Linked DNA regions of Homo sapiens: region 1 is linked to region 2. Evidence: chromatin loops called from intact Hi-C (ENCODE). Cell type or tissue: PC-3. All regions are shown on one strand. Links, peaks and the distances in the headings refer to the core of each region. The heading gives the core; the rest is flanking DNA. Region 1 has its middle 880 kb from the start of LINC02307. Region 2 holds the start of LINC02302 (long intergenic non-protein coding RNA 2302).

Evidence for each region. Hi-C counts contacts between places; a loop is a spot of excess contacts. Peaks named below come from ENCODE experiments on the same cell type or tissue, not always from the same donor. Only the 100,000 strongest peaks of a DNase experiment are listed, where the experiment ranks them.
Region 1: it touches region 2 in a loop (9-fold over the local background); 5 of 110 quality-filtered maps call a loop at or near these places.

What each region holds. Positions count from the first base shown.
Region 1 is chr14:43,499,677-43,509,093 of GRCh38, reverse strand. No RefSeq gene overlaps it. Among named protein-coding and RNA genes, the nearest start is that of LINC02307, 880 kb to the left of the region's middle. In PC-3, for the core only: a CTCF peak has its summit at 5,375 (motif pointing left); no DNase peak of the experiment used is centred there; H3K27ac peaks cover 364 bases.
Region 2 is chr14:44,798,025-44,807,441 of GRCh38, reverse strand. It overlaps LINC02302 (long intergenic non-protein coding RNA 2302), which reads left to right and starts at 8,316. Exons shown (of 5, transcript NR_146457.1): 1 at 8,316-8,466. In PC-3, for the core only: CTCF peaks have their summits at 3,774 and 3,975 (motif pointing right); a DNase peak (open chromatin) is centred at 3,991; H3K4me3 peaks cover 92 bases.

The DNA.
Region 1 (9,417 bases), core at 956-8,955, 1.3 Mb after region 2:
CCTCCCGCCTCTTTCTTTCCCCCGCTCCCTCCCTCCCTTCTTTCCCTCCCTCCCTCCTTCCTTCCTTCCTTCCTTCCTTCCTTCCTTCCTTCCTTTCTTTCTTTCTTTCTTTCTTTCTTTCTTTCTTTCTTTCTTTCTTTCTTTCTTTCTTTCTCTTTCTTTCTTTCTTTTCTTTTCTTTTCTTTCTTCCCTCCCTCCCTCCCTTCCTTCCTTCCTTCCTTCCTTCCTTCCTTCCTTCCTTCCTTCCTTCCTTCCTGTCTCTCTCTGTCTCTCCTTCTCTTTCTTTCTCCTCTCTCTTTCTCTTTTTCTTTCTTTCCTTTAGACAAACATTGAGAATATCATACTAGGACATGTTTCTTTTTTCTTTAGGTGCTAATAGGCCAACAGACAAATCCAGTAATGAAAGGTAAATGTAAATTTGCTTTCTTACAGGCTCATAAGCTGTTTTTTTTTTTTAATGAATGGAAGCATTTGACAGCATAACAGCCTTCTCAGTGAAATTTTAGACGTCATTAGAACATTTTTCTTTCTCCATTGGGCTGTAATAGGCTAATAGAGATATCTAGCAATAAAAGGCAAATGTAAGCATACTTTCTTAAAAATGCATCGTAAGTGAAAATGTATTGATGTGGAAAGTTAGAGAACCTTAAGTTAAATAAGCAAGGTTTTGGGTTTTTTTTTTTTTTTTGGTAACTTTCTACAATACATACATCCATTTAAATAATAATAAAATGATAACAATAAAAAATGCATTATAAATTGTTTTGTTTCAGTGAATGAGAGTTTAACAAAGAAAGGCCTTTGTAGGCAAACATTGTGAATTTGTTATTACAATGTTTCTTTCTCCATCAGTTTGTATTATGCCAGTTTACATATACACCTCTAAAAGGCAAGTGTAAGCCTGTTTGTTTTTTTAAATTTATTTTTATTTTATTTTAGATTCAGGGGGTATATGTACATGTTTGTTATATAGGTATATTATGTACTTGTGGGGATTGGGTTTCTAGTGTATCCTTTACCCAAATAGTGAACACTGTTATCTGTTAGGTAATTTTTCAACTCCCACCTTACTTCTAGTCTCCCCCATTTTGGAGTCCCCAGGGTCTATTATTTCCATCTTTATTTCATGTGCTAATTGTTTAGCTATGACTTATAAGTAAGAACATGTGGTATTTGGTTTTCTGGCAATTAGCTTTATGGGATGAAATTGTCTTTTGATAGTGACTGACTTTGTTTCTATTTAAAAGCTCAGTATCGTCATCCCTCACCTTTTCAACTAGGTAAAATATTTAACATATAAAAATTTATTTTCTAAATATGTCTGTGAACTGATTGAACTATATAGGTAATGTAACATTTCATCCCATCATTTAGTATAGGTGTAACAAATAAAACCATTCACTAGCCCCTGTGATTAGTTGTTTACAGAGTATATCACTTGTAACACTTTCTCATGTTCTCCTACTTGTTCAACTATAGCCAATTAGATGGTACTCTTGTTCATTTTGTGGAGCTGAGGTGAGCCTATATTTCAGTTCTATTGATTGCAGTCTCTGAATTTGTTGTTGAAGAATACACATAAATATACCCAGTATACAACAAAACTTTAAAACTTGCACACATTTTCTAGTTATTGTAGAATGCAATTACATTAAATTACAATTTCATGAAAGTTTTACTGAAATAAAAAAAACTGAGCAAGGATGTAACAAAGTATATACTGGTTTATAATTTGTAACGATAATATGATTTACATTTTTTCATCTCTGATTAAATTCTGTTGTATTCCAGTACAATTTACAGTTTCTTTTTGAAGTTCTTCTCTCCTTGTCATATATAAGTAAGACAATGACTTGATTCACTTAGCTATTTTTCTAAAATCACCACTTTATGCATGCCTATGGGATTTATATTTTTCTCACAGCCAAATCAATTGATTCTTATAAAATCTAAGACAGTTTTAAAAAGAAAATTTGAATATACTTTATTGATAATTAATTTAATATTGCTTTCATTCCTTAAATCTATATAAAAGCAATTAGAAACATTTGTATTACATCTACATTCTTTTATGTGCATTTATCCATGTTACATACATAAATTGAATGAACATTTTGAAATGTATAGGAAATTCCAAAGGAGTTACATGTATGCCATCATCCACTTGCATACATGTCTTATTTAAAAGTATGTTAAACACACATAGACCAATTATTTTCATGACTCTAAATAGTTACAGGCCCAAATATTTCCATTTATACTTGAGCACCAATTGTTAAATTTATGCACTCTTATGCAACCAGGCATGTTTTTGAGAACCTCTTGGTGCTTCAGATTAGATAAAGATGGGATGAGTTCTCACCATTAAGTTCACTCTTTCATTTGGAAGGCAGACTATTATGGATTCTTAAATATTAGATACTTTCAATTTCTCTTATGAAAAGAAGTGAAATAACCTAGAAGAATATGACTGAAGTTACTAAAAAAAAAAAACAAAACAATGAAACCTATTTTGATATAGAATGTGAGAAGCTGTGACCTAGCAAAAAAGGTGCTGAAAGCTCTCTTAATCCATCCTAGGGAGATGTGTTCTTTCCTGTGCAGGCCAAGAAGAATGGCCATTCTTTCACAACTTGAGGAAGATTATTTTATTGCTCTTCTTATCATCCTTCTGCTTGAAAGCACATAATCAAAACTAATGTAAAATTGAAAGCAGCTCAACTCCCTCACAAGTGAGAATCAGGTTGATTAAACGAATAAGACTTTGAAGTAAAACATGAAAACTCCTGGTAAAACTTGCAATGTTTTAATTTTCTATTCAGAATTTCCAAATCCTCTAATAGCAGATTCCATGCTATTTAAAACTTGTCAGCACTGAAGTTATTCTGACAAAACTACAATAAATGTCAGTGAAAGGGAATTTTAATAAGTAAAATAATTTCTGAGTTAAGCATATTTTCATCCCCTCCAGAATTCAACACCTGCTCAAGCAGCACATTACTCTGTCTCAAAATAAAGAAGAGTCATATTTTTCCAAAGGTAACAATGAAGCTAGTTCAGTATTAGAGATTTTTAGAACATCAGGTTATCATTTACCTAAGATCAACAAAGTTTAACTTAGTCAAAATAGTATAAACGACTCGCTCAGATGCTCTTGGAATATGCTGATCATACTGATAATGGCTCATTGACATCTTTAATTTTGATGATAGATAATTCTTAATAACTCCATATTTAATCTCCTAATTGAACCTATACAGGGGAAATATTTGTATTAATTAGAGAAGATGTATAATTAACATGTGTATTCACATGTCTAAATTCATCAGGCTTTAGAATCAATATTTTAATAAGGAAAAATTATTTGATTGTCAGAAAGCATTTAGAATATTTAGTAGACTAAACATAGAGTGTTGGAAGTTTCTTATTTTCTTTTTGCATTCATTTACCACTACTACTTAAGAGTAAGGCTTTTGTATTTGTTATCTACTGCTGCATAACAAATTACCCACAACTAGCAACTTAAACAATTACACATTTACTATTTCATAATTTCTGAGGGTACGGTACTTGGAAATGACTTAGCTGGGTGATTCTATCTCAGGTTCTTTCATAAGGATGTAGCACAGATGTCAACTGGAGCTGCAGTCAATTGAGGTCTGGACTAGACTGTAGAACCATTCTCTAGAAGGTTTTCACAAATAGCTAAGAGGAAGGCCCAGTTCCTTGCTGGCTCTTGACACACAGTGACATTTTCACATTACACGGGCCTTTCCAAAAGACTGCTTGAGTATCCTCATGATATCCCACAGAGAGTGATTCCTTAGAGCATAAAGTAGCCACAATGCCTTGGATTACCTGGTCTCAGAATCACACATTGTCATTTTTGCAATGCTCTATTTGTTATATAGGTCAACCCTATTTGATGTGGGAAGGGATTGCACAGAAAGAGGAATAGGTTCATTATTACAAGGTTCATTAGGGTACCTAGCTATACAGAATCTTTAGCTTTAAAGTAATATCCAGACAGGTTGAAAATACCTAAATTACTCCTATTTTATGGCCATGTACTTTTTCAGAAGCTACTCTATTGGAGAAGCTGCTGAAATTGGCTTTTAAAGAATTTAAAAAATTCCCTTTCAAAAGTGCATTCTCATTTTTCCCAGTGAAAGAAGTTCATCAGGCCAGGGGAATTATTTTACATAATTTATTCATTTTCTTCTTTGTGATGAATGTTTTTATCCACTATTTCTCATATGCCCTACTCTTCTAGCATTTGAATAATTTCCATTTTTTCAGACCAACGTCTGTCTTACTTATTGACAATGAGAGCAGCAAATACTGTAACCTACTCTAACAATTTGAACCAACAATTTAGAAACATGACATATTTTTCTATCATTAGCTACTGGCTTTATATTTGCACGCTGCTTTTTCTCAAGAAGAATATAATCTTCTTGAATGGACAAAATTGTATACTTTTTTTACTCCTCATTATATCACTTGAGATAATCCTGAACACAGTATAAGTACAAAATAATTCTTATGCAGTTGAATTATCTATACAAAGGTAACTGCTGATAGCATTTCAGATAATACTGTGTTTCAGAAGTTAGTCCAATTTATCTGACCCTTGAGGGAAAGAGAAACCGTTCAGATGAGTAAATCCTGATGCTATCACTCTTCACCTGATTTTAGCCTACATTATGCCATTATCTGCCATTAACTGATAATGATTTTCCTGAAAAACATCGTTTTATGTTGATCACAATATCTTAGAAAACTAAAGTTCTAGAATATGTTTCATAAAACTATTCCCCAGTCAGTGTTACTTCCTTTTTGAAAGTTTTTTTTGTTTTAACTTAAAACTATTTAAAAAAAATCTTCTTCCTGGGGATTTTTTTTTATAACTCAATTAGAATTGATAGCACATTTCAAATTCACTTTTACTTTAACAAATTACTGTACCAAATTTCCTTCAGGCTGAACTTTGATTATTAATTAACACACATATCATGTAGCTAAAGGAACATAGGCACTTTATGGCAAGGGTTTTTTTTTTTTTTTTTAATTAAGTGTAACAGCTTATTCATCTCCAGTGACTTTGAGGTTAACTTTTAAAACTCATCTTTAACTTCTTCTTTATTTTGCATTATTGTGGAACATAAACTTCTGTGATTTCAGCTGACTAGTGATAATTATTATTGCCACTCACACTCCAGTAACAGCATCTGATTCCAGAAAGGAAGCTTTTCTTTATTTGGTTATCTCATGCCCTTTATTAAACTCAGGGCTTGGTTGTCAAGTATATTAAAGTTTACAATGCTCCATACTCAGATTTTTTTGCATTACAAGAAAAGTCAAATGAGTCTTTGGAGCCACCTGTTGGATAAGATAGATTATATGCATTGCATATATACTTCAGGAATTTAGGAAGCTTCTGTTAATTTATCAGTATTATGTATCCTACTATGCCAGTTTGCACTCCAAAAGATAGTCACATTTTTTTTTGCTTTTTTGTTTGCAGGTTTTGTGTTGGTTTTGTTTGTTTTTGTTTTTAACTAGAATTACACATCTTGATTCACAGTCTCACTTATCCTATAATGTTGTCCTATCCTCCTGGTTTTCCCCTTCCTATCATGATTCATGAAGACAACTGAATTCTGAGTCTTATCCACAAAATCAGTCACTCTTAGTCCCACCTTTGAGCTTGGAAAACAACTCAAATTTTGAGTTTGAGTTTTTTCCAACTGTAAATGTTTAGTACCTTTACAGTGTTTCAAAGTGCAAAATTTAAGAAAAAAATTCTTCCTACCACCCATATAGTGGTAGGATCAGCCTAGAATCTTTTATACAAAACCTGGGCTTACATTTCAAACTAGATGACATTTAAGTCTAAATTCTCACAGGAAGGTTTGACTCTGCTAGATTCCAGTGTCAACCACATTGTAGATATAAATTTATAGTCACAACTGTTAGCCTGTCTCTTAGGAACAAGTCCGTGGGTTTTATTTCTTTTATCTTTATATCTTGATTTTATGTCAGGGGACTCATTTTTTCTACTGAGCTTTGCGGTTGACCCTCAGGTGTTTAAATAGATGCAAATTTCAGGAGAAAGGTAATGAGGTTTTTGTTCTTGCCCTGTAGGAAGGCATCTTGGCTCTTCATAAATAATCTCCTCTCCTCTCCTCTCCTCTCCTCCTCTCCTCTCCCCTCCCCTCCCCTCCGCTCCTCTCCAGTCTCCTCTTCCACAATCCTTAAGCACATCATTATGTTTTTCATGCAGAGACAAAAATAGGTCCCTCCTCAGTGTACAAATCAACACATATTTTGAAATATACATATTAATGTGTACTTGTATCAGCATACATACATATGTATTTTATGTGTATGAAATATCATTTTATGTTTTATTAAAAATTCCCAGTACAAACTAGAAACATACGTTAAACTACAACTGCCAACAGGAATACCTTAAGAGCAGATAAAAGTAAGAGTTTTACTTTACATGTTGTGGACTGATAGAAGCTTTTAGATACAAACACTATATTTCTAGCTAGAAACAAAAATAATAATGACAAAGAAAGAATGTATATCATTGTATGTGTTAAGAGATAAAGATACCTCATGGACTCTCCTAGAACTTGAAATATGACCATTCTGAATCATGCTCTTTGGAAAATGGTAAAATGTTAAATCAAGTTCCTGTAAGAACAAATTATCCTGTAGTTTAGCTCTGCTGTGATTAGTTTGCCTTCCCATGCCTTTGTTATGAATTTACTGACAGACAGAAGAAACCTGTTACTTTTGCTATCATGGATTTCAGATCATTTTGCTTCAGGGAGTTGCTTTCTGATGCCATTTTTAATTTGCAATTTGGAAGTGGCCTTATGCATCACTTGAAATATAGCAGATTTTCATCTTTAAGTTTATCTTCCATATAACAAAATCTAAAACCCAGTTCTTGGCTCCCAGGTATCATTTTAAAAACCACACTTTCTGGATTAACATTTCCTACACGTATATAAAATATAATAATTATATCTCTCAGTAATCAGACTGCTACATATGTATGTTTTTATGAACTAACCACTTACATTTAAACTGACACATTTAATAATTACCGAATAACCTGATGTCTATAACATTCTATCCCTTTTAGGTGATATGTAAGTTTAATAGTTATAAAATAATATTTAAGGGAATGATATAATTATCATATAAAGTTGGAGAAAAATAAAATACACTGATAAAATAAATTATAAGATATATTATAAATTACTTGTTGATTATACTACAGAAAACTTGGTGGACTGATGGGTACATAATCTTATAACATCATGGACAGGCTTTAAATAGAAATGACACCTCATAGCTTGTCTAACTAACCCTGTCATTGCAATCGTTCAAATAAATCATCGTTTATAAATATTTTCAATATTTAATTGCTTGAACATTCTGAATACAGAAAAGGATAAGGTTAATGAAATTGGATTTGTGCTGATGTATTTGTGAACATGGAGAATGTCTACTCCCTTATCCTGTTTATTGGAGGACTTCCTTTTAAGAAATGATGGCTCTTAAAAGGGATGAAGAAGTGATGCCACCTATAAGGGATGAGAAAGCAATGTGGACTCACAATTCATAGTTACAACCATGCTAGTCAATTTAATAATGGCCAAGAAAGTCTCCAAGGATTAATATCAATTTAGAGCCCAAACCGAATCTAATAGTAGTTCAATTTGTTTATTTTAATTAAAAATGATGTATATTTTAAGCTGCTGACTTGCGGGTTTTTTCAGTAATTCATCTTATTGATATATAAATATGATAAAATACATAGATAATTCTATAGTTCAGTGGGTTTTAAAAAATTAATAAGGCCATATAATCACACCCTTATCAAAATGTAGAATTTTTATTGTTTCCTTATGCAGCTTCCAGTCAAGTTTCCATACTTCCTGCTCTCAGATATTTTTCCTATCATCATAGATTTCTATTGTCTAATCCAGAGCTTCTTATAAATAGAATCAGACAGTATATTTTGTTCTATTTTTCACCAAAATGACTCTCAGCAAAATCCTGGCATCTGTATTTTTACACAGATCAATAGTTTCTTCCTTTCTGTTCCTTAGTAAAATTATATTTTATAAATATGTCATAGTTTATCAGTTTCCCTGATGATGAATAGCTATTGTTGGGTATTTGCAGATTTTGCTTGCTACAAATAAAGCTACTATGAAAATTCTTTGTCTAAGGCTTTCTGTGGTCATGTTTTTATTTATCTTTGATAAATAAAACTCATGTATCATAGTTTGAAGAAGGTATCAAACTGATTTTCAAAGTAGATATATGCTTCTATCAGCAGTTTGTGAGTGTTTCAGTTGCTCTACAAACACAATTCAGTGTCGTCAATATTTTAAAATTATCATTCAGGTTGTGTGTAATGTTAAATCATTATGGTTTTAGCTTTTCATCTCTGGTAACTAATGATATTGATCAAATTTTTCATGTGCTTATTGGCCATTTGAGTATCTCCCTTTATGAAGTGTTTGTTCAAAATTTTCCTGCATGGGTTTTGCTCAATATAATGCTATTAGTAGAGAGAGGAAGAAGACTAGAAACAAGAATATTGAAAATTTTTTCTGTGCTATATAGTAATATCCAAATTTTTGCTCTATACTTTTGAACTTAAACTGTGTCCTTGCTTTATCTGATCATTGGGGTTACAGAAAAATACCTACAGGTCTATATAATTTATATATTTCTTTAACTTTTGTTTTAAATTCGGGGGTACACGTGCAGGATGTGCGGGTTTGTTACATAGGTAAATGTTTGCCATATTCGTTTGCTGCACAGATCATCCTATCACCTAGGTGATAGCCCAACATCCATTAGCTATTCTTCCTGATGCTAACCCTCCCCCATGGACTCCAACAAGCCTCAGTGTGTGTTGTTACCTCCAATGCGTCCATGTGTTTTTATCATTCACCTCCCAATTATTAGAACATATGGTGTTTATCTGTTTCTGCATTAGTTTGCTGAGGATAATGGCTTCCAACTCCATCCATGTCTCTGCAAAGGACATGATCTCGTTCCTTTTTATGGCCACATAGTATTCCATGATGTATATGTACCACATTTTCTATATCCAGTCTATCATTTATGGGCATTTAGGTTTATTCCATGTCTTTGCTATTGTGAATAGCACTGCATGAATATACACTTGCATGTATCTTTATAATAGAATTATTTATATTCCTGTGAGTATATGCCCATAATAGTATTGCTAGGTCAAATGGTATTTCTGCCTTTAGGTCTTTGAGGAATTGCCACAGTGTCTTCCACAATGGTTGAATTAATTTACACTCCCACCAACAGTGTTAAAGCATTTCATTTTCTCTGAAAGCTTGCCAG
Region 2 (9,417 bases), core at 708-8,707:
TTTCTAAGACTTAGTCCTCGGCTGTCCTCTTCTCACTTTGCATTTATCCCCTAGATCTTCTCACTTATATCCTTGGCTTCATTTTCCACTGATGTGAGAATGACCCCAAATTTACCTGTAGCCCAGGTCTTTTATCTGGGCTTCACACTTGTCTAATGAACTTGTTGACATTTCTTCTTAAAGGTCTTAAAAGGCAAATTCAGACTCAACATCAGAGTAAAAGAATTCAAAATAGAGCTAAAATATTTTCTTCCCCAAATCTCACTCTCATTTATTTCCCTCTCTTATAGTAGTGTTTTTTTCTTTTGTTCTTCTTTTTCCTTCCTCTTTCTCTTTCTTTCTTTCTCTCTTTTTCTCTTTCTTTCTTTTTCTTTCCTCTCTCCTTCCTTCCCTCCTTCTCTCCTTCTTCCCTCCCCTTCCCCTCCCTCCCTCCCTCCCTCCTTTCTTTCTTTCTTTTTCTTTCTTTCTCTTTCTTTCTCTTTCTTTCTTTCTTTCTTTCTTTCTTTCTTTCTTTCTTTCTTTTTCTTTCTTTCTTTCTTTCCTTCTTTCTTTCCTTCCTTCCTTCCTTCCTTCCCTCCTTCCTTCCTTCCTTCTTTCTTTTTCTTCCAACAGGGTCTCACTCTGTTGTCCAGACCACAGTGTACTGGCACCATCTCAGCTCATTGCACCTTAGCCTCCCAGGCTCAAGCAATTCTCCTGCCTCAGCCTCCCAAGTACCTGGGATTACAGGCACCCATGACCAGGCCCAGCTAATTTTTGTATTTTTAGCAGAGACGGGGTTTCACCATGTTGGCCAGGCTGGTATTGAACTCCTGACCTCAAATGATCCACCCACCTCGGCCTCCCAAAGTGCTGGGATTACAGGCGGGAGCCACCATGCCTGGCCATGGTAGCACTTTTATCCATTTTACAAGGCAGAAATCTGGAAAGAACTTTCTTTGTCACTCCACATAACCAAACAATTGCCATGTCTCTGTACCCTTATCTCTTAAGTCTCTCTTTTAAAAACAACTTTATTGAAGTATAATTGACAACTACACATGTTTAATGTATACAATTTGATGAGTTTGGACATATGCAAACATCTGTGATACCATCACTACAATCAAGGTATTAGATATATCTAACACCTCCCAAACTTTTCTTGTGCTCCTTTGTGTGTGTGTGTGTGTGGTAGGAGCACATAACACAAGGTCCACCCTATTAACAAATTTTGACATGCACGATACCTTATTGTTAACTATAGGCACTATGTTGCACAGTAGATATCTAGAATTTATTCATCTAGCGAAACTGAAACTTTATCCCCATTGAACAACAGTGCCTCATTTTACCCACCCCTCCAGCTCATGATATCCACTATTGTATTATGGAATATATTTAAAAGAATTGAAATCAGTATCTCAAAGGGATATCTGCACTCCCATGTGCCTTGAAGTATTATTCACAATAGCCAAGATATGGCCAACTGCTATTGATAGATGAATGGTTAAAGGAAATGTGGTATATATATATATATGTAATAGAATATTATTCATCCTTAAAAAAGGAAATTCTATAATTTATGACAACATAGATGAACCTGGAGGATATTATGCCAAGCAAAATAATCCTCTCACAGAAGGACAAGTGCTGCATGATTCCATTTGTATGAGGAAACTATAAAAGTCAAACTCTTAAATATCTGCATCTTTCCATCTTCACTGCTATCACCCTCGTTTAGGATATCACTTTTCTACCCTAGACAACTGAAATAGCTTCCTAACTGGTCTCCCATTTACTTTCTTGCTGCCCTCCAATCTGTTCTCCCTACTTCAGCTGAAACGCTCTTAAAATTCAAATATATTATTTCCTGCTTAAAACACACCAATGACGTCCAATTTTCTCAGGATAAAGACCTAAATATTTAACTCTTGGTCTGCAAGTATCTGCATGATTTCATGTCTGCTTCCTCCTCCAGCTTTGTTTCATACCATGCTCCCCCTCACAGTCTGTGTTCCAGCCATATCGATTTTCCTTCAGTTCCTGGAAATACGCCCTGTTTCCTCCTCCTACAGGGCTCTGCATAAACTCTCCCTTCAGCCTGAAACACACTGCTTGTCCCTTTCTGACTTATCTTCTACTCATTCTTCAGAGTTCATTCTTCTTTAATGCTTTCATTAGGCCTAATGCTCTTTTATATGCGCTCCTAGTTCTGTGAACCATCTTTTGTCATTTTATCACAGTGTATTAGTTTGCTATGTCTGCCATAACAAAATACCACAGACTAGGTGGCTTAAGCATCTGAAATTTACTTCTCAAAATTCAGAAGCTGGAAGTCCAAGGTCAAGGTGTCGGCAGGTTTGCTTTTTCCTAAGGCCTCTCTGCCTTCTTGCTACATCTTCGCATGATCTTTTCTTTGTGTGCATGCATCCCTGGTGTTTCTTTGTCCACATTTCCTCTTTTTATAAGGACAATAGTCAGATTGTATTAGGGCCCATCCTAATGGCCTCCGTTAACTTAATTACCTCTCTAAACGTTGTATCCCCAAATACAGTTGCATTCTGAGATACTGGAGGCTCCAACATATAATTTTTTTTTTTTTGCAGTGGAGTGGGAGAATACAATTCAGTCCATAACATACGCTTATAGTTTTTATTCCGTTTTGTAATTATTACTGTCTTCTCCAGTAGCTTATAATCTCAACAAGGATAGAGATTTTGTCTGGCATGAACCACCATTGTTATTACATGATCTGGCAGTACTGCAGACAGTCTGTTTGTTGAATAAATGAACAATTAAGAATTAGAAGAGCCTAGCAGAGTGTGATACATAATAAATGTTCTGCAAATGTTAGATGCTATTAATAATGATGATGATAAACAGATGGTTCAGCTGACTCAGGGGATCTCTCTCAATGTTGTTCTCATGATGTAGTTGCTGCTATTAGCATTTACTTCTGAAGTCATGCAGCTGATTTGAATCTTCAGGTTTCCTTGAAAGGGTTTAATCATTGAACATATGGCAAACCAGTACTAGCACAGCTTCAGTAAATATAGACTGATAATTGTGGATTTTCTGTGACTATTTAACTTCCATGTAACAAATTCTCTTGATTGGGCCAGGTGTGGTGGCTCACACCTGTAATCCCAGCAAATTGGGAGGCTGAGGCAGAAAGTTCACCTGAGGTCAGGAGTTTGAGACCAGCCTGGCCAACATGGTGAAACCCCGTCTCTACTAAAAATACAAACATTAGCTGGGTGTGGTTGTGCACACCTGTAATCCCAGCTACTTTGGAGACTGAGACAGGAGAATCGCTTGAACCTGGAAGGCGGAGGTTGCAATGAGCTGAGATTGTGCCAATGCACTCCAGCCTGGGCAACAGAGCAAGATTCTGTCTCGAAAAAAAGAAATTCTCTTGAAGCTTGTTTTATGATTGAATGTGTAAGCTCATTTCTGAAATATTAATTTTTCAACTCCTTTTTGTTATAAAAAACACGCAAAACAGAAAAACTCTTGACTGGTTACATTTTATCTAACACGATCATTTCAATTCTGTGATCTTCATTATAGAATTGTGTAAAATGAAGTTCAGAAATTAATATATAATATTCAAGGCCCGTTAATGTATTTTATGCCTGCTATATCATGTTGCAATAATTTGCATTACTTTCCTAGACTTTTAGTCTTGTCTTGAAAGTGAAATGAACATACTTCAATATTTCTCTCCAACCACATTTCTCTTTTTCACATTTTTAAGGTACATAAATCAATTAAAAGTGAAGGTTGATATGATACATATGATAATATGGACATCAGTTGTTCAAGCAACCAAAGGATTAGATATAGCCAACTTAAAAATATATGCATAAATCTACCTAGGATTTAACTCATTTTCCCTAAAAACCATAGGATAACTCATTGGGCCAAGAATACAGGCTTTTATACTGACCAAAATATGTAGTTCATCTTTGTTATCACTAGATGTCAGTGTTGTTTCATTGGAAACACAGAGGTTGTGGCTCCAGAGGATCCCAAGAGGATTTTGTATGACTAACTAATCAACACTCTGCACTCTTACTAGCTGGCTTCTGAAGCTCACCAAAGTTCTTTTAGCATCACAGAGCTGAAAGAGACCTTACTTCTGCACAGGCTGCACAGAATGTATATTATTTTATTAGGCAAATGAAGAATGAAGGGCAATAAGTTTCAAAGAGCCAAAGGCAATTTTTGCTTAACAATAACAACGATCAAGACATATTGAATGCTCACTGTGTGCGAGGCATGGCGCTAAGTATTTTACACAGATCCTCTTATTTAATGCTTCCTTAGACTAACTGCAGAAAAAATAATACTCACATTTCACATGTGAAGAAATTGAGGTTTAGAGAGGTTAAATAATTTGCTCAGGACTACAGAACCAGCAAGTAATGAAAAAGTGATTCAAATGCAATGAAGCCAATTGCTGAACTTAACTTTGCCTTTAACTATAGTACAGTACTATGTGGCCTCATCCTTTAATCACAAGGAAGACGAATCTTTGCTAAAAACTGCATAAAATAGTTATTTTGAAACTCATTTAGGAATTACTATGACTATAAATTGTATATTGTGACTTATTAGTATAAAATTCCCTGAAATATGAAATCCTAATTTCTGAACATTTTGAAAAAATGTAGGCACTTTTATTTTCTTTTTTACTGCCGCCCAGTCACAAAGAGATGATGTTAATTAAATGACCCCTCAAGGAAGTTGTGGGTGATGTTACAGATGTTTGCACAGACTTTCCTTCATTGTGACCTCTGTAGCTATAGGCAGTGATGGTGGAGCTCTAACTGATGCCTCTTTGGTATAATGGAGGCCAGGATCATAAAACTCCATTGAATGAACCATGGAAAGATTCTAGGTGACTATGATTTTTTTTTGCTAATCTAGCTAGTGGCACAGTCAATTCAATAAAACATAGAACATTTTAAAAAGTTCCTCCTAGAAGGTAATCTGGCAATATGAATCAAAACATAAAAAAGGTATAATTTAACATAACAATTCGCTTCTAGAAATATTTCCCAAGAAAACAGTTTTAGATTTATCAAGTTGTATGTTTATCAAAGCAACATTTATAATAATGAAAAAATTAAACCACTTGTAATTTCAAATTGAGGGAATAAAATGTAGAGGGGAAAAAATGGCTAAATAAAATGTAGTTACTAAAGTAATTAGTAGAATATTTAATGATATAAAAAAGTTTATAACATGTTGTTAAGTTTAAAAAAGGTTAAGTTTGCAAAACTATTTTCAGTAGGATCCCAATTTTGTAAAAAATATATATATGCAGAGATTTCAAAAAGTTCATGGAAAAATAGAATTAAAAGATAAAAGTAAAAATTATAAACTGTATTTCTCAACATATGCTATATTAAGTTCAAGATACTTTTGTAAGTGACGATACCAGCCATTTAGAGCATCCCTAAAGAACTGAGTCCTAGGAATTTAACCACGTCAATGCAGTCTTTTTACATTATTAACTGAAGGAAAATGCATTCCATTTAAGACTTTTTAGGATTATGAAACAAAAAGACATTAGAAAGAGTCAAATCAAGACTATAAGGTGAATGCCTAGTGATTTCCCATCAAAACTCTTCCAAAATTACCCTGCTTGATGAGAAGGATGAGCAGGAATATTGTCATGGTGGAGAAGAACTCTCTGGTGAAGATTTCTTGGCTGTTTTTCTGCTAAAGCTTTGGCTAACTTTCTATAACATTCTTATACTATTGGCTAACTTTCTATAACATTCTTATACTAAGCAGATATTATCATTCTTTGGCCCTCCAGAAAGTCAACAACAAAATACCTTAAGCAACCTTAAAAATTGTTGCCATAACCTTTGCTCTTGGCTTGTTTGTTTCTGCTTTGGCTGGATCACTTCTACCTCTTTGTAGCCATTGCTTAGATTATGTTTTGTCTCCAGGATTGTACTGGTAAAGCCATGTTTCATCTACCATTACAGTTCTTCCAAGAAATGCTTCAGGGTCTTGATCTCACTTATTTAAAATGTCCTTTGAAAGTTCTGCTATTGTCTGAAGCTGATCTGGGTGTTTTGGCACCAATCGAGTAGAAAATTTGCTCAACTTTAATTTTTTAGTCAGAATTATATAAGCTGGACCAGTTGAAATGTTTATAGCATAGGCTATCGTTTCTGCTTTTCATCATCAGTCCTCTTCAATTAAGACACAAACAAGAGCCTGGGCAACATAGGGAGATCTAATCTCTACTTAAACCAACCAACAAACAAAAATCAGCCAGGAGTCCCAGCTACTCAGGAGGCTAAAGTGGCAGGATTGCTTGAGCCTGGGAGACTGAGGATGCAGTGAGTAGGATAACACCATTGCACTTTAGCCTGGGTGACAGAGCGAGAACTTGTTTCAAAAAAAAAAAAAAAAGACATGAACAAGATTAATTCTTTTCTCACAAATTGATATGGATGGTCTGTGACTGTGGGCTTTATCTTCAACATGGTCTCATCCCATTTTAAAATGAATTATCCATTTGTAAACTGCTGATTTCTTTAGGGGCATTATCCCCATAAAGTTTTTATAAAGCATCAGTGATTTCACTTATTTTCCACACAAACTTCACCATAAATTTGATGTCTTTTCTTGCTTTAATTTTAGCAGAATTCATGTTGCTCTGATAAGAACTCTGTTCAAACTGATGTCTTATCCTTCTTAGTGCCCCAAACTAGCTCCTGTTCATACATGTTATAACAAGTTGGTATAAGTTTATTTTGGTGCAAAAAAATTCAAACTCCATGTGAAGTTTTTTCATAGTATGTGTTTCCATCAACCTTTTAAAAAATAATTCAACTTTTGTTTTAGATTCAGGGGTACATTTTCAGGCTTGTTATATGGGTATATTGTGTGATGTTGAGGTTTGGGATATGAATGATTCCATCACCCAGATAGTGAGCATAGTACCCAATAGTTAATTTTTCAACCCTTGCCCCCTTCCCTCTCTCCCCACTCTAGTAGTCCACATTGTGGATTATTGCCATCTTTATGTCTATGAGAACCCAATGTTTAGCTCTCACCTATAATTGAGAACATGTGGTACTTGACTTCTGTTCTTGCATTAATTCACTGAGGATAATGGCCTCCAGATGCATTCATGTTGCTGTAAAGGACGATTTCATTCTTTTTAATGGCTACATAGTGTTCCATAGTGTATATATACCACATTTTCTTTATCTAATCTACTGTTGATGGGAACCTAGGTTGATTCCATGTCTTTGCATTACATTCAGTATTGTAAATAGTGCTGCAATGAATGTAGGAGTACATGTGTCTTTTTGGTGGAATGGTGTATTTTCTTTTGGATATGTACCCTGTAATTGTGTCCGGAATTGGTGGGTTCTCGGTCTCACTGACTTCAAGAATGAAGCCGCGGACCCTTGCGGTGAGTGTTACAGTTCTTAAAGGCAGCGTGTCAGGAGTTTGTTCCTTCTGATGTTCAGATGTGTCCGGAGTTTGTTCCTTCTGGTGGGTTCGTGGTCTCGCTGGCTCAGGAGTGAAGCTGCAGACCTTCATGGTGAGTGGTACATCTCTTAAGATGGCGTGTCTGGAGTTGTTCATTCCTCCCAGTGGGTTCATGGTTTCACTGGCTTCAGGAGTGAAGCTGCAGACCTTCGCAGCCAGTGTTACAGCTCATAAAGGCAGTGTGGACCCAAAGAGTGAGCAGTAGCAAGATTTATTGCAACGAGGGAAGAACAAAGCTTCCACAGTGTGGAAGGTGACCCAGGTTTCCATTGCTGGCTTGGGCAACCTGCTTTTATTCTCTTATCTGGCCCCACCCACATCTGGCTGATTGGTCCATTTTACAGAGAGCCGATTGGTCTGTTTTACAGAGAGCTGATTGGTCCGTTTTGACAGGCTACTGATTGGTGCATTTACAATCCCTGAGCTAGACACAAAAGTTCACCAAGTCCCCACTAGATTAGCTAGATACAGAGTGTCAATTGGTGTATTTACAAACCCTGAGCTAGACACAGAGTGCTGATTGGTGCATTTACAAACCTTGAGCTAGATACAGAGTGCCGATTGGTGCATTCACAATCCCTTAGCTAGACATAAAATTTCTCCTCTCCCCACCAGATTAATTAGATACAGAGTGTCCATTGGTACATCCACAAACCCTGAGCTAGATACAGGGTGCTGACTGGTGTGTTTACAAACCTTGAGCTATATACAGAGTGCTGATTGGTGTATTTACAATCTCTTAGCTAGACATAAAGATTCTCCAAGTCCCCACCAGACTCAGGAGCCCAGCTGGCTTCACCCAGTGGATCCCCGAGCAGGGCGCAGGTGGAGCTGCCTGCCAGTCCCACGCAGTGAGCCCACACTCCTCAGCCCTTGGGGAGTCAATGGGACTGGGCACCGTGGAGCAGGGGCCAGTGCTCTTGAGGAGGATCCGGCCGGCGCAGGAGCGGGGAGGTGGGGGCGGCGGGAGGGCGGGGAGGCGGCGGCGGGGGAGCGGGGAGGCGGGGACGGGGTACGGGGCGGGGGGCGGGGGGCGAGGAGGCGGGGGGGCGGGGGAGGTGGGGAGGCGGAGGCGGTGGGGGGAGCGGGGGGAGCAGGGGGAGGCTCAGGCATGGCCATGGCCGGGTGCAGGTCCGGAACCCTGCCCCGCTGGGACAGCTAAGACCCCAGAAATCCAGCACAGCAGCTGCTGGCCCAGGTGCTAAGCCCCTCACTGCCCGGGGCTGGCGGGGCGGCCGGCCGGCCGCTCCGAGCAGGGGGCCTGCCGAGCCCACGCCCACCCGGAACTCGCGCTGGCTCGCAAGCGCAGCGCGCAGCCCGGGTTCCCGCCTGCGCCTCTCCCTCCACACCTCCCGGCAAGCTGTGGGAGCCGGCTCCGGCCTTGGCCAGCCCAGAAAGGGGATCCTACAGTGCAGCGGGGGGCTGAAGGGCTCCTCAAGCGCGGCCAGAGTGGGCGCCAAGGCCGAGGAGGCGCCGAGAGCGAGTGAGGGCTGCTAGGGCCGCCAGCATGCTGTCACCTCTCATAATGGGTTTCTGGACAGGTAGTTCTGCTTTATTTTTTAACATCTAAAAATAACCAATATACCACATTTTATTTAGAAGAATTGCATTATAAAACAAATGTTTTACAACTAACTGTAATTAATTCTTTTGTTATATATGCCTGAAGAATACACCGAAAAGTTAGTAGTTTCTTTTTTAGGTGATAGGGTAATAGATGACTTTTGTTTTCTTTCTTTGTGCTTTGATTTATTTTTCTTTTTTTAACATATGAGTAATGTATATTATTTATAAATTACAAAAAACTCACAAGCTATTTATATTTTTAAGAATTTTACGTTATTTTTTAAACTAGGTTCAGCGCTTATGTTTATTTAGAAAATCTGATTATTGCCATCTGTTTTC